Linked DNA regions of Homo sapiens: region 2 is linked to region 1. Evidence: chromatin contacts called from ENCODE Hi-C or POLR2A ChIA-PET data. All regions are on one chromosome and are shown on one strand. Each heading gives the region's core, a stretch centred on a gene start or an enhancer-like site at or near the end of the contact. The rest is flanking DNA. Distances are from core to core; before and after follow the strand shown. Region 1 has its middle 22 kb from the start of KDM7A-DT. Region 2 overlaps LOC124901758 (a long non-coding RNA gene).

Region 1 (7,950 bases), core at 1,733-4,232:
CACAGCCTTCAGAGCTGAAAGCCCCGAACAGAGATTTACCCACATATTTATTAACAGCAAGCCAGTCATTAGCATTGTTTCTATAGATATTAAATTAACTATAAGTATCCCTTATGAGAAACAAAGAGATGGGCCCAATTAAAGGAATAGGTTGGGCTAGTTAACTGCAGCAGGAGCATTTCCTTAAGGCACAGATTGCCCATGCTATTGTTTGTGGCTTAAGAATGCCTTTAAGGGGTTTTCCCGCCCTGGTGGGGCCGGGTGTTCCTTGCCCTCATTCCCGTAAACCCACAACCTTCCAGCGTGGGCGTTAGGGCCATTATGAACATGTTACAGTGCTGCAGAGATTTTGTTTATGGCCAGTTTTGGGGCCAGTTTATGGCCAGATTTTGGGGGGCCTGCTCCCAACAATTACCCATAATAATAAGCATAAGAAGAGAAGCACTAGGAAAGAAGCCTCACTAACTCTTCCAGCTAAAGAGAAGTTAAATAGGGCTTCACGGAGAAGCTAGCATTTGAGTTTGACCTTAAGGGCTTTCAATCAACAGAGATGGGGAGCAGTGTGGGCATTTCCTATGGACAGATTCACATAGGCAAAGCACAGAAAGGGAGAAACCCAGAGCAAGTCAATTGGACTAGTAGGTGAAGAGATTCATGTCTGGCAGCAGTGGGAGAGCAGGTTGAAAAATAATGCTAGCCACCATTTATTGAGCAATTACAATATGCCAGGCATTGCTCTAACTGCTTTATCTACATATGCTTGCCTATCCTCAGCAATGTTATTGTTCAGCCTCATTTTGCAGCTAAGGAAACTGAGGCCCAGAGAAGTTAGATAATTTGCTCAAAAACACACTACTAGAGAGTGCAGTCTGGCTCTAGAGTTCAAGCCCAAGCTCTTAGGCACTATATTCTGCTTCCAATGCTGCTGATCAAATAGGTGTGAGCCGGATTTATTTATAATTTTTTGTTGTTTTTGTTGTTGTCGCTGCTTCTGCTGGGGGAGATTGAATACTAGGCTTAGGAAGTAAATTTTATTCTGGGAGGATGGGGTCCCACTGAAGTGTCATGGGTAGGGCACAGCAGATCTGTGAGGTGCTTTGGGAGAGTTCTTTGAGCCCAATTGGAGGAGGGAAAGGCTTAAATTCGGGAAACAATGCTGGGGGGTGGGGACTGCAAGAATCCAGGTGAAAGGCAGGGAAGGCCAGAGCTAGAGGAGTGCAAGGGATGGGAGAAAGGGGATGGATGATAAAGCAATTTTAAAGAAAGAATTCATCTTCTGCATATGACTGGGATGAGGGTGTTGCCCAGGTCAGCAAGGCCTACATAAGAGTCAGAAAAGACGGAAGGTTGATGCCCTGTGACTAGAAGACGAGAGATGCTTGCCACGGGATTAAGGAAGTGGAGCAGCCTCAGTTAGGGGCAAAGATGAAGACTCTGAGGCTGGCAGGAAGAGTTTGAGGGGCTGAGAGCAAAGCTCTGGGGGCAGTGGGAATGGAGCTGGGAAGTGGGGGATTTGGGCGTCATCAGCAGCACCAAGTAGAGGCTTTGAGGGTAGAGGAGGAGGTCTTCAGTGTTGAGAAAGCGGAAATAAAAAGGAATCGGGAAAGATGCAACAAAGGGGAAGACAATGCAGTGAAAGGGCCGAGCAGACATTAGCTGGTGGAATTACAAGGGAAACCAGGGGTGCCTCCTCACGTGAAGAAGAATTCTCAAAGAGAATGAATGGGTTGCTGTCGCTGTCCAGTGCTGCAGAGAGGAAGCTGAAGGAAGCCAGGCACAAGGCCCCAGGAGGCCATTGGTGCCATTTGGGGAGCCATCTCAGTGATGTCCCTAGCGGTAAAGGATTAGAGAGTGAAGGAGAATGAGAAAACTGGAAGCACCAAAATTCCTCCAGGGAAGAAATGGGGAGGCTAGGTCTGTTCCTTTAGGAGTAATAGGCTCAGAGACAGCTTATTTAGAATTTATTTAGTTTTGGTTGTCATTTTCTCCAGGGCAAACATTTATCTAGCTGTTACTGCCATTGGACACTCTGCTGGGCAATGCACCGGGAATCCTGAGCTTGTAGGAAGAGGCAGACAGGAGTCTGGCCAGAATCATTGGTTCACGCCTGTCATCCCAGCATGTTGGGAGGCAGAGACGGGAGGATCACTTGAGGCCAGGAGTTCAAGACCACCCTGGGCGACATAGCCAGACCCCTGTCTCTAAAAAAAAAAAAGTTTTTTTTTTTTTTTTTTTGAGACAGAGTCTCACTCTGTCACCCAGGCTGGAGTGCAATGGCACCATCATGGCTCACTGCAACTTCTACCTCCTGCGTTCAAGCAATTATCATGCCTCAGCCTCCTGAGTAGCTGAGATTACGGGTGTCTGCCACCATGCCCGGCTAATTTTTGTATTTCTGGTAGAGATGGGGTTTCACCATATTGGCCAGGCTGGTCTCGAACTCCTGACCTCCAGTGAACTGCCCACCTCAGCCTCCCAAAGTGTTGGGATTATAAGCGTGAGCCATTGCACCCGGCCAAAATTGGTTTTTTAATTAGCAGGGCATGGTGGTGCATGCCTGTAGTCCTCAGCCTGGGCAACAGAGCAAGACCCTGTCTCAAAAAAAAAAAAAAAAAAAAAAGGAGTTCATGGGGAGCAGGAGATAAAAGGAACACAAGCAAGGAAAAGGGATATGAGATAGAGAGGGAGGGAGTTGTAAAATCACAGGTAGAGGGTTAGGCTCTTGCTTCTGAGAACAGAAAAGACAAGACTGCAGGACAAGGCGCTCAGAGTGGATGAGGAAGGGCCTCCATTGGTCCTATGGGCTGTGAGGGTCTCTAGGAAGCCTTTCCCGCCTGCTGGCCTCACCCTAGGACTGTTGATGGAGTCCTAAGCACTGCTCGCTGGATGTATGGCTGTGCTCTGCGTGAATGAATGACGTCACCCATTCAGCGCAGCCTGCTCCACACGTGATGTTTGTTGTTCTCGGGAGAGAGGGCGGTATCCAGCCCTAAGGTCTTCCAGGGTGCAAGGAAAAGGCATGTCTGGGGCTGGAAAGAACTTGTCATTGCAAAATTTTCCTTGGGACGTGGAATTAAAAACTTTTGTCACTGACAAGGGTTTGCTCCTAATTTTCCAGAATGACTCAAATGTTTGCTTCAGACAATGACAGAGTGTATCTTGCTTGAATCATTGGATTTCTGTTATTTTTGTAGGATGTGGGTGGGCAATATGACTCAGTATTTTTTCCAAGAGATGTGAAAATTATATTGCCTATTTTGGATCATTTCATACTGAGACCTGGAACATTTTTCTCAAATTTTAAATCTTGGAGCTTAGGGAATTTTTGTTTTTGTTTTGTCTTTCAATCATATCAGATATTTTCCAGATAAAATTTTAAAGGAAAATTACTTAGCAATAGCTCCAAGTTATGAAGTATATTTTGAATGATAATTTATTTTTACATTGTTAAAATAAAAGATGTGTTAAAGCTGGTGGTGTGTTTGCCATCCTAACAGTGAAAATATTAGAGAACGTGGGATAAGGTGGAGACTCGAAAGTCATCTAATTCAAAACTTTATCTGGTGTGTGAATGAATATCCTCATTCTAGTTTTCCAGCTTAAATCTGCCTCCCTGCAGCTTCCAAACCTGGGTTCCAGTCCTGACCCTTATTCTATGTGAACCCCTATGGAATAATTCTGTAGCTGAATGATCATTTTTGAGATACAGCTGTATTTTCCTTTTTGATAAGTCAGCAAGGATTCTTTTCCAGCAGTTTTTTTGGGTTGTTTTTGTGTTTGTTTGCTATTAGTGCTAGGACAAGAGACTGGGGCTTAATGTCTCTGAGAAGGACAGGGCACATAGGAAAAAGAAAGATGAGGCCAGATATGGTGTCTCACACCTGTAATCCCGGCACTTTGGAAGGCTGAGGTGGGTGGAGCACTTGAGGTTAGGAGTTGGACACCAGCCTAGGCAAAATGGCAAAACCCCATCTCTATTATTAATATAAACACAAAAAATCAGTCGGGCATGGTGGCACAGGCCTGTAGTCCCAGCTACTCAGGAGACTGAGGCATGAGAATCACTTGAACCCAGTAGATGGAGGCTGCAGTGAGCCGAGATCGCACCACTGCACTCCAGCCTGGGTGACAGAGTGAGACTCCACTTCAAAAAAAAAAAAGATGAGCCTAAGGGTATAATTCTTTTCTGATAGGTTTTAGTTGATAATGGTATTGTGGTCATGTTTAGAAAATAGTTCTTATCAGGCCAGGCACAGTGACTCACACCTGTCATCTCAGCAGTTTGGGAGGCCGAGGCAGGTTGGTCACTTGAGGTCAGGAGTTCGAGAACAGCCTGGCCAACATGGTGAAACCCTGTCTCTACTAAAAATACAAAAGTAGCTGGGTGTGGTGGCGCACACCTGTAATCCCAGCTACTCATGAGGCTGAAGCAAGAGAAACGCTTGAACTCAGGAGGCAGAGGCTGAAGTGAGCCAAGATCGCACCGCTGCACTCTAGCCTAGGCGACAGAGCGAGACTCTATTTCAAAAAAAGAAAAAAAGAAAAAGAAAAAAAGAAAGACGAGCCCAAGGGTGTAATTCTTTTCCAATAAGAAGCCTGGAAGAGAAAATGCAAGGTCCTTGCTCTGTACGTTTATTGGTTTATTGAGCCTGCCAGAGTGAGCATAGAGAAGCCACCCACCCCACTTTTCCCCCAACCCTTGGGTTCAACCCCAGGTAGGAGTCATTGAGGGGCAGTGGAAACAGCCAGAGAGTTCTAGAGCAGAGGCAGAGGTACCACCAAGCTAATGAAGCTTAGGTTTCAGGGCCTCTCACTTGCTGGGGCTTCTTCCAGTGTTCTAGGAGGGGTCCCAGCAACGAGGTTACATAATCTCATTTAAAAGGCAGCTTAACCGCCATTGGCTAAGATGGCCCTCTCCTTCCAGTCTGACTCACTCTCCATCACATTTATCCTCCTCTTAGCACTGAACAAGTGACCATAGGCACTGTGGGCATCCAGCTAAGGAAATTCGAGTTGGGTTTCATTTTGTTTGGGTTTTGTGGAATGTATTTATATAGATTGTTGTTAAATCTGTGTATAGTTATGTTATGGCTAGCTGTCCTGGAGCAGGAATGACTATGAGGCAGTGGTACACTAGTAAATGTTTCACAACCAGATCTATAGTGTTTGCTAATTTCCATGGTGTAAGTACTTCCACTGTGGCCTATTCCAAGCTGTCCGTGGCCACTGAATATGAAGTTGGGAAGAGCAGCACACCAGGGTATATAGTATTTCACAACATGAATCCCATAGAATGTAAATAACCCCAAAAGCACAGTGACAGTAAAATGTAGTGAAATAACTGGGAAGAGATGAGTTTTGAGTATTTGTTATCTTCATTTTTAGTATTATTTAATTTTAAGTTTACAAAATTTAATTAATAATGGCTATGTTTAACAACTGCCTCCCAAAATTTCTGAAAAGCTAACAATGGGCCCTCATGAGCTAGAACGAGCCAACTCTGGCACACCTCTGTAAGCCAGGACCCCTCCTGCCCACTGTGGGATTCACCCATGACATGAAAGTGGAGGGCAAGAGTTTGTAATTAGAGCTAGTAATGAGTCATTAGAAATGAAGTATGTGAACAATGAAGCAGGAGCAAGTTTTTAAATGTACAGAGCCAGAAGCTCACCTGTGGGAAGTCCTTTCAAGCATCAGGTATGGACATGTGTACACAGAGGGTTTGATTCTCGTCGGTGCCTAATCAAATGGAAGTTCTTGCCCATCAAGATTTTGCTTGATAATTAATTCTGATGTATAGAATTACAAATGCCCTATACATTAAACCATTTTTCTAATTCCAGCGCAGATTATTTTTTAAATTTTGTCAGTGGTGTCTTAGTTATCACTATGGTTTGGATGATCGTCCCCTCCAAACGTCATGTTGAAATTTGACTGCCAGTGTTGGAGGTGGAGCCTGTTTGGAGGGGTTTAGGTTACTGGGGCGGATCCCTCAGGAATAGATTAACGCCCTCTCTGGATGGGGGAGTGAGTGAGTTCTTGCTCTATTAGTACCTACAAGAGCTGGTTGTTTAAAAAGAGCCTGGCACCTCCCCACCCACTCTTTCCGGCTTCCTCTCTCAGTATGTGATCTCTGCACACGACGGCTCACCTTCACCTTCTGCCATGAGTGGAAGCAGCACGAGGCATGCTTCTTGCACAGCCTGTAGAACCGTGAGCCAAAGAAACCTCTTTTCTTTCTAAATTACCCAGCCTTAGTTATTCCTCTGTAGCAACACAAATGGACTAAGACAGTTATCTATTGCTGCATTACAAATTACTCCAAAGTTTAGTGGTTTGAAACCACAAATATTTATTATCTCACAGTTTCCTTGGGTCAGGAGTCTGGGCATGGCTTAGCTGAGTCTTCCAGCTCAGGGGCTCTTGCAAGGCTGCAGTCACATGTTTGCTGGGACTGTCATTGGCTTGACGTGGGGAGTGGGGTTCTTATCCAAGCTCACTCGTGGTTGTTGGCAGGATTCAGTTCCTCACGGGTTGTTGGACTGAGGGCCTCGGTTCCTCACTGGCTGTTGGCAGGAGTCCTTCGTTTCCTTGCCATGTGGGCCTCTCCACAGGACATCTCACAGTGTGGCTGCCAGCTTCTATCAAAGTAAGAAAGCAAAAGAGGAAGAGAGAAAAAGCAAGATGGAAGCCACAGTCTTTTTGTAACCTAAACTCTTGCCAACTTGTTCAGAATAAAACCACAGTCCTTAAAAAGGCCAAAAAGCCTGCATGACCTGCCCCATCCCCTTCCCTGTCTGACGTCATCCCTTGTAATACTTCCCTTGGGTTTCTCCATTCCAGCCACTCTGGCCTCTTTGCTGTTCCTGGAACTCACCAGGCACACTCCTGCCCCAGGACCCTTGCACTTGCTATTCTGTCTGCAATACTCCCTCCAGATATCCATGTGGCCACTCCTTCATCACTTTCTTACCTTTAATCATTTAGTCACTTTCTTGATGATGCCTTCCCTGGTCACCCAGTTTTTAACTAGAACATGTCATTCCCCCACCCTGGGCACTCCTTTGACCCTTTCCCCAACTGAAATATCTTTAGGACTTAACCACCTAGGATGTCAACTTTCTGAGCTAGGATGAGAGTTCCATGAGAACTGTTTTTTGTTTTGTTTTGTTTTGTTTGTTAAACTTTATGGCTACACCCCCAGCTCCTAGAAGAGGGCCTAGGATGTGGTAGTGATTAATTCCTTTGATTTGCCAACTTAGCAACCAGGAGATCATGAAAGAAAGTCAAGTTCATCCCATCATACTGTGTTCTACTAATCCCTCTCTCTCTTACTTCCTTTCTTGCTCAACTTAGTTTTAGTTTTAGAAAGAATGTGTGCACACAGGAAAATTAAAATGATGCAGAAAGGTATAACACGCAAAAGAAACCTCACACTCCCCTCCCCAAATTCTTCCCTGAGTCTCACTTCCCAGAAGTTTCTGTTTTCGAGATTTCCTGTTTTAATTTTTTTGGTGGTTATTACAGAACCTGAAATTTGCGTATACCTTTCTTTCTTGATTTATCAATGCAGAATGTGTCTATTAATTCCCTGCTATGAAAATGAAGAATTTAGGCCAGGTGTGGTGGCTCACGCCTGTAATCCCCACACTGAGAGGCCAAGGAGGAGGATCACTTGAGCTCAGGAGTTGAAGATCAGCCTGGGTAATATGGCAAAACTTCAACTCTAAAAAAAAAAAGAAAGAAAGAAAAAGAGAAAAAGAAAAAGAAAAATTAGTCTGGTGGCCAGGCACAGTGGCTCACACCTGTAATCCCAACACTTTGGGAGGCCAAGGCAGGCGGATCACCTGAGGTCAGGAGTTGGAGACCATCCTGGCCAACATGGTGAAACCCCATCTCTACTAAAAATACGAAAATCAGTCAGGCGTGGTGGTGTGCACCTGTAATCTC
Region 2 (7,950 bases), core at 2,968-5,467, 100 kb before region 1:
TTGACACAGACATGTCCGTTTAGACTTTATCTTCTGAGCTGGCGGCTAAAGTTATTTTAGACTCTACAGTTAAATTGACCCAGAAATAATTCCTCCTTTGAAAGTTCCTTTGCAATGTTATTCACTCTGACTCTAACTTCAGGTTACATTGTGCTGTTCTTTGCTCTTTAATCTCACTCTGGCCTTTCACCAAAAGCAGTAAAATCCGACTTCTGTATTAAATGGTACTTGTATATAATATTATTTGGGTAAACCAGATGTCTAATAATTGCAATATATTTTCATATGATTGTTTGAAGAGTTTCATGGAAAAAGTGCAAGCCCCTCAAACTTCCCGAACTGTGTGAGCTGTTTACTGTTGAGAACTTTCCAGAGGAAAGTTGGAGGGAGCAGAAAGCTGAGGAGAAGGAGCTGGACTTTGGGCTTTGTTTGCCTGTACTCTCTCCACTGTTACCTTCAACCTACATTTCAGCTCCAGTCCATAGGAGTCATTTGCAACCATCTGTTTTCATCTCTTTGCTCCCAGGAGTGCGGAAAAAGGCAAGAGCAGGGAGGAGCTGAAGTTTTGCAGAGGTTAGGGAGAAGGTTGGCTTGACCTAAGTGGAGAGAGAGGAGGGCGGGTTTTTTTTGTTTTGTTTTGTTTTGTTTTTTTGTTTTTTTGAGACGGAGTTTTGCTTTTGTCGACCAGGCTGGAGTGCAATGGCATGATCTTGGCCCACTGCAACCTCTGCCTCCTGGGTTCAAGTGATTCTCCTGCCTCAGCCTCCTGAGTGGCTGGGATTACAGGTGCCCACCACCGCACCCAGCTAATTTTTGTATTTTTAGTAGAGACAGGGTTTCACCATGTTGGCCAGGCTAGTCTCAAACTCCTGGCCTCAAGGGATCCACCCGCCTCGGCCTCCCAAAGTGCTCGGATGACAGGCATGAGCCACCGTGCCCGGCTGAGAGCTGGGATTTGAACCACTGTCAGTTCCTGAACAGAGATTTAAGAGATTGATGAGCACTAGATGAAATCTTAATCCTCCGTCATTGCTGGTGCTTATGTAGACGTGGGAGAATAGGAGGATAACAGTATCCAAACAGGCTGATAGTATTTCAGGAGCTTCCATGGGTTGCTTGAGTCCTCAGGGCTAGGCATGGTGCTAACAGCTTTATGTGCATGCGGCACCTGCCGGCTGCCCTGCTTCTCTATCCTATGTGCGATGGGAATTCATTCTTTTACCTGGCCTGGGCTCTTCCATTTTGCTTTTCAAAAACCCACATTTACAATAGACTCTCATTTTTACAGTAAAGCGTACCATAGAATCACTTTACATTGCAAGTTCTCCCTCCTCCTATAGTGCAATTAATCTACTCTATTCAATTGGCAGAAAGTCTGTTTACAAAGAGCTCTGTGAGAGGACACTTGTCTTCAAAGCACGGAAACAGAAATAACAGAAAGACTCAGCTTCATTGATGGCCCACTTACCGCAGGCAATATTTAATGCAATATAATTAATTGTACTTCTAGAAAAGACTGGACTGAGGGCCTAGGAGCTTTTTATAACCGATTGAAAGACACCAGAGACTCTACCCCTAATGTCCAGCCAGAACCCGCCCCTAGCCCACAATACAGCCAGGCGCACTTTTTTTTTTTAAGCTATCCATTTAAAAAAAAAGATTTTCCAAGGCGAGCACATTATTTCCTTTGTTAGTTTGGATCAGAGTCTGATATCCCTAACAAGTCAAAGTTGTTCTTTTTAGCCCTTCCGACAATTTGAGTCTGTTCCTTTGAAGTTGTGCTCTCGGTGGAGATGGAAAAGAGACTCACCTTTCAGCGTATGGAAACTCTGTTCCATTCCTGTGAACTGTTAATGCGCACATTTAAATCATTGCTACTTTCTTCTCTGGTGTTAGTTTCTGACCTCTTGGTTATTTTCTGTTTTCCATTGGACTTTTCGGTTGCTCCCTGTTTCTTTTTAAAAGTAGCACCTCAGTCTGTTCACACTAGAAAATGTTTGGCTTATTTTGCATGTCCCTTTTCTCAAAGGATAAAGGGAACAACCGTTCCTACGAATTGCTGACATCTCTGTGGAGGCCAGCTGCTAAGTGAAGGAAAGCGTGGCCGTGACTTGCAGGAGATCAGAGGCCCCCAGGCTCCTTCAGGCCAACCGACATCCAGATGAGGGCTTCTTGCTTCTTTTAGATCCATGCTCTGAACCCAGATGATGGTCTTGGATGGCTGCTGTAGTCAGGACTCTAGCCAACCTAACCCATGTGCCTTATGTTAACTTACAGTATTAAGCAAACATTTGCTTGTTAATCTACAATCTTTTTTTTGTTGTTGAGATGGAGTCTCACTCTGTCACCCAGGCTGGAGTGCAGTGGCATCATCTCGGCCCACTGCAGCCTCTGCTTTGTGGGTTCAACCAATTCTCCTGCCTCAGCCCCCTGAGTGGCTGGGACTACAGGCACCTGCCACCATGCCCGACTAATTTTTGCATTTTTAGTAGAGACGGGGTTTCACCATGTTGGCCAGGCTGATCTCAAACTCCTGACCTCAAGTGGTCTGCCTGCCTCAGCCTCCCAAAGTGCCAGGATTACAGGTATAAGCCACTGTGCTTGGCCTAATCTGCAATCATTATTCCAAGTTCTTGCCACTACCCTTAAGCAGGTTCTATGTGAGTGGTCCTCCTGATCTGCAGTGGACTGCTGCTTTAACTTGGCTGAATAACAACTATTATACCACACCCTTGTGTCCTGCAATGCAGTTTAGACACATGAGAAAATAGTACGAACCTCAGCCCAGTTCAGTGGCTCATGCCTGTAGTCTCAACACTTTGGGAGACCAAGGTGGGAGGATCACTTGAGCCCAGGAGTTCGAGACCAGCCTGGCCAACATAATGAGACTCTATCTCTACTAAAAAAATAAAAAAAATAAAAAAATAATTGACCAGGCATGGTGGTGCATACCTGTGGTCCTAGCTACTCGGGAGGGAGGATAGGAGGTCCAGGCTGCAGTGAGCTGTGATCATGTCACTGCACTCCAGCCTGGGTGACAGAGCAAGACTCTGTCTCAAAAAGAAAAAAGAAAAAAAGCCGGGCATGGTGGCTCATGCTTGTAATCCCAGCACTTTGGGAGGCCAAGACAGGTGGGATCACCTGAGATCAGGAGTTCAAGACCAGCCTGGCCAACATGGTGAGACCCTGTCTCTACTAAAAATACAAAAATTAGCTGGGCATAGTGGTGGATGGCTGTAATCCCAGCTACTTGGGAGGCTGAGGCAGGAAGATTGCTTGAATCCGGGAGGCGGAGGTTGCGGTGAGCTGAGATTGCGCCATTGCACTCCAGCCTTGGTGACAGAGCGAGACTCCGTCACACACACACACACACACACACACACACACACACACACACACACACAAAAGAGGATATAGAACCAGCCCTGTAGATTTTGTGCCAGCTCTCAGGGGACTTCCTGCACCACTTGGACTATCATTCTTCCAGATCAGGTGTCCCCAGGGATCGTCTGCAGTGGTTACAAACAACACTTCACAAAATGTTAATAGCCACGAATCTATTTTAATGTGTATTAGAAAAAAATATGGCTGGGCATGGTGGCTCATACCTGTAATCTCAGCACTTTGGGAGGGCGAAGTGGGCAGATCACTTGAGCCCAGGAGTTCAAGACCAGCCTAGGTGACATGGCAAAATTCTGGCTCTACAAAAACACAAAAATTAGCCAGGTGTAGTGGCATACGCCTGTAGTCCCAGCTACTTGGGAGGCTGAGGTGGGAGGATGGCTTGAGCCTGGGGGGCAGAGGTTGCCATGAGCTGAGATAGTGCCACTGCACTCCAGCTTGGGCAACAGAGTGACACCCTGTCTCAAAAAGAAAAATTATAACATGCACATAAAACCTGAGACATGCATTTCTTTTCAAAAGTCATCAAAGTTAAAAAGTGAGTCCTATTTAGAGACTATTAACCAAGTAACTCTAGGAGGCAGTGTGTGACTACGGAGAACACCCTGAAGGCCTAAAACCCCTTATGGGGAGGCTCTGAAGGCCACCCCAAGCCCTTTCATTTTTCACTCCTCCATCTTCATTACTCCTTCTCTCTCCAAGTTCTTCATCTTCTGGGCCTGTTTCTCCTTCCCTTCCTCCCTCTAAGCTTCTCTGGTGGTGCCCTGGGTTTTAACAGGGAGAAGGAAAGAGGCTCACATTTAGTGATCATGAATTACTTGCTAGAAGGTCACAGATGTAAGGCAGATACTGTCTACTAGTGGGGCTTTGGGTGATTTCTCTGGAGTACTTTTTGAATTTGCATGTGTGAGTCACCTGAAGATCTGGTTAAAGTGCAGATTCTAGCCCAGATGGTCTGGAGTGGGGCTGAGATGTTTTCATTTCTAGCAATCTCCAAATGATGCTGCGGTGGTTGGTTCGTGGGCCACACTTGGAGTCACAAAGGTTGATCATGGAGCTCTATTTCTTTTTTCCTTTTTTCCTTTTTTTTTTTTTTTTTTTTTGAGATGCACTCTTGCTCTGTCGCCCAGGCTAGAGTGCAGTGGCGCAATCTCAGCTCACTGCAACCTCCCCGCCTCCCGAGTTCAAGAGATTCTCCTGTCTCAGCCTCCTGAGTAGCTGGGACTACAGGCGCATGCCACCACGCTCAGCTAATTTTTTGTAATTTTAGTAGAGGCGGGGTTTCACCATATTGGTCAGGCTGGTCTCGAACTCCTGACCTCAGGTGATCCACCCACGTCGGCCTCCCAAAGTGCTGAGATTACAGGCGTGAGGCACTGCGCTAGGCCATGGAGCTCTATTTCTTTAGAGAACTAAGAACAGAGAAATACATATTTTAGGAAGAGGATGAGTTCTGAAACCACCTCTATCATCTGCAGTGAAGCCAATTATTAAGAACACTTAAGAGTCTAGCATGTTTTGCTCTCTGGAAGAAATATAAGATGGTTCCTTTATACTGACCAAGGCAGTTTGTAATGAAAACTGTTGGCTCAACTTGTTGCTAGGGTACCGCTGGGGAACTGGCACACAGAAAATCTGTAACCTAATGTGATTGTGTGGGAACTAATGAGCTCTGAACATGACAGGCAGGGAGGGTTCTGCTTCCCTCCTTTGCTCAGGTGATGGGCTAACACCCATGTCCAATTAGGCAAACCTGGCATGTGTAGCCATTCGGGGCTGCTGCAGAGCTGTTTCTCTGGGTAGAGAAAATTGGATTGTTGAATTGTTCCAAATATATTGGTATGCTCCCGTCTCCCATCCATTTGGTTATGATAACCAGACCTGCAGACACGTTCTGAGGGTTAGAATAGCTCCAGCATTTAGAAAACAAGCCAGCCAAATACAAAAGGACCCAGATTGAGGTTATATGAAAATTGATGGACGTGATTCAGGACCTTGCTATTTTAAATGAAATGACCTTCACCTGAAGAGATCAGAGGGCGACGCTATTAAGAGGTGTTGCACTTTTACAGTATTCTTTCTGTTAGGGCAGAAAAACTTATGGAAGGAAAAAGGCAAAGTGAATCACCTTTTCTTAAGATTCAGCTGGAACCAGACACTTAGCAAAAGTGATGCTCTGCAGCTGACACAAGTAGCCACATGATTGTGGAATGATAGTGCTCCAAAATGTTCTTGGGGGCTGGATGTGGGGGCTCACACCTGTAATCCCAGCACTTTGGGAGGCCAAGGCAGGCACATCACTCGAGGTCAGGAGTTCGAGACCAGCCTGGCCAACATGGGGAAACTCCGTCTCTACTAAAAATACAAAAATTAGTCAGGTGTGGTGGCAGGTGCCTGTAATGCCAACTACTCGGGAGGCTGAGGCAGGAGGATTGCTTGAACCTGGGAGGCGGAGGTTGCAGTGAGCCGAGATTGCACCACTGCACTCCAGCCTGGGTGACAGAGGGAGGCTCTGTCTCAAAAAAACAAACAAACAAAAAAATTATTGGGTATTACTGAGCATGATGGTGTTTAATTTTGGGAGGGGATGGGGGTAGTTATTCCGGACTCCCTTCCCCTCGAATACACACATGCATAATCTTCCATATAATTTCCAGGGATTAATGGATTCCCTGGGAGATCCAGGGATTTCAGGTTAGAAACCTCTGATGTAATACATTTCCTCCTTTTCAGAGATGAGAAAATCAAGGCCCAGAAAGAAGGTGACTGACTATTGGTCTCAGCAACACTGACAGTGAACAAATCAAACAAGAAGGCAGGCACGGTGGCTGATGCCTGTAATCCTGTCATTTTGGGAGATGGAGGCGGGTGGATCACTTAAGCCCAGGAGTTCAAGACAAGCCTGGGGAACATGGCAAAGCCCTGTCTCTACAAAAAATACAAAAACTAGCCAGGTGTGGTGGCACGCATCTGTAGTCCCAGCTACTGGGAAGGCTGAGAGGTGGGAGGATCACTTGAGCCCTGGAGGTTGAGGCTGCAGTGAGCCATGATTGCACCACTGCCCTCCAGCCTGGGCGACAGAGTGAGACCTTGTCTCAAAAATATTTTAAAAATTAAACAAACAAGAGGGCTTAAGTGTCACAACCATCAATGGGGAAAGTGTCCGTGCATAATTTATTTCTGGAAGCCCTGAGAAGAACAAGCATCAACAGCTTTCTGAGAGACTTATAACTTTTAGCTGAGGGAATCTCAATATTTAACCAAATAACACTTGAAGAAAAGCAGAAATCATCGAGACAGCAGCTCCTGGGAACTAGGTTTTATGATGTGTTCTAAAGACATAAGCGAGAAGCCTGCTGTCACTTGTTAGCTGTGTGCTGAAGTGCAGTTTGGGGTGTCTTTAGGGCAGGTAATAAATTCCTTTCAGAGATTGAAATCACATACCAACGTGAATCTTCCACATCCCTGAAAACTACTTAGGCAAGATGCCTCACATGACACGGAACTCTCGATTTGGCAACACATGTTGGGGTTCAGCCCCCCACAATCCTGGCACAGTGTGGGTGCTCGCTAAATATTTATTTGGATAAAATGGGCTTTCCTTAACTTTACAGTTTTCTGGGGATAGAAGACTCAGGAAACATGAGAGAGCAGTATAAAATGTGTAAGTACACAGTGGAAGGCTGGGGTTCCTAGTGAGGATTTTAGAATCTCACAAACGAAAGCAGCCAGACACAAAAAAATACGTGCAATATGATTCCATGTACATGAAGAACAAATGTGGATCAAATTAACTTATGCCATTAGAAGCGAGAATATTGGTTACCTTTGGGGACCAGGGTTGGGGGTGAGTGTCTGGGAAAGAGAACTTCTAGGGTGCTATTAACCCTAGCCCTATTCTATTTCTTAATCGGGGGGCTGGGTGCCTCTATGGATTCACTTTGTGATAATTTATCAAATGGTTCTGTATGTGTGCTCTATTTTAATAAAAACATTTATTTAAAAATACACACACAATGAAAGATGTAGGCCAGTCCTTCCCAACCTTGAACGTGGGTACAGGTCACTTGGGATCTTACTAAAATGCAAAATTCAGGCCAGGTGCAATGGCTCATGCCTGTAAATCCAGCACTTTGGGGGGCTGAGGCAGGAGGGTCACTTGAGCCCAGGAGTTTGAGACCAGCCTGGGCAAGACAGGGGGATCCTGTCTCCTCTACAAAAAAATAAAAAATTAACTGGGCGTGGTGACACATGCCTGTAGTCCCAGCTACTCAGGAGGCTGAGGTGGGAGGATCGCTTGAGCTCCGTGGTTGGCGGGGTAGGTGTCAGAGCTACAGTGACCTATTACATAATATAATTGCGCCACTGCACTCCAGCCTGGGCAAGAGTGAGACCCTATCTCAAAAAAGAAAAAAAGAAAAAAAAAAGCAAGATTCAGATTCATTTGTCCTCTGGTATGGCATTTGATTCTGCATTTCTAGAAAGGATCTAGAGACCGGTATTGTCAGGATCCTTTTTTTAGGGAGATCCAGGGATCTGGTAAAAGTA

Evidence for each region. A loop is a pair of places that touch in the nucleus more often than their neighbours do. ChIA-PET counts read pairs that join two places held with the same protein, here RNA polymerase II (POLR2A). Pooled maps may share reads with other maps.
Region 2: a map of IMR-90 shows a loop between it and region 1 (1.8-fold over the local background). The contact joins two enhancer-like sites. A Hi-C loop is called at or near these places in 6 of 168 maps with a recorded cell type or tissue (IMR-90, ascending aorta, heart right ventricle and 3 more) and 2 of 50 pooled maps. POLR2A ChIA-PET finds 5 or more read pairs at or near these places in 5 of 52 experiments (B cell, MCF 10A, Panc1 and 2 more).

What each region holds. Positions count from the first base shown.
Region 1 is chr7:140,195,388-140,203,337 of GRCh38, reverse strand. No RefSeq gene overlaps it. Among named protein-coding and RNA genes, the nearest start is that of KDM7A-DT, 22 kb to the right of the region's middle. Within about 2 kb of position 2,982, at least 3 of the 41 ENCODE cell types and tissues checked have a DNase peak (open chromatin) inside an H3K27ac peak, as active enhancers do.
Region 2 is chr7:140,300,743-140,308,692 of GRCh38, reverse strand. It overlaps LOC124901758 (a long non-coding RNA gene), which reads left to right. Exons shown (of 2, transcript XR_007060560.1): 2 at 6,136-7,410. Among named protein-coding and RNA genes, the nearest start is that of SLC37A3, 94 kb to the left of the region's middle. Within about 2 kb of position 4,217, at least 3 of the 41 ENCODE cell types and tissues checked have a DNase peak (open chromatin) inside an H3K27ac peak, as active enhancers do.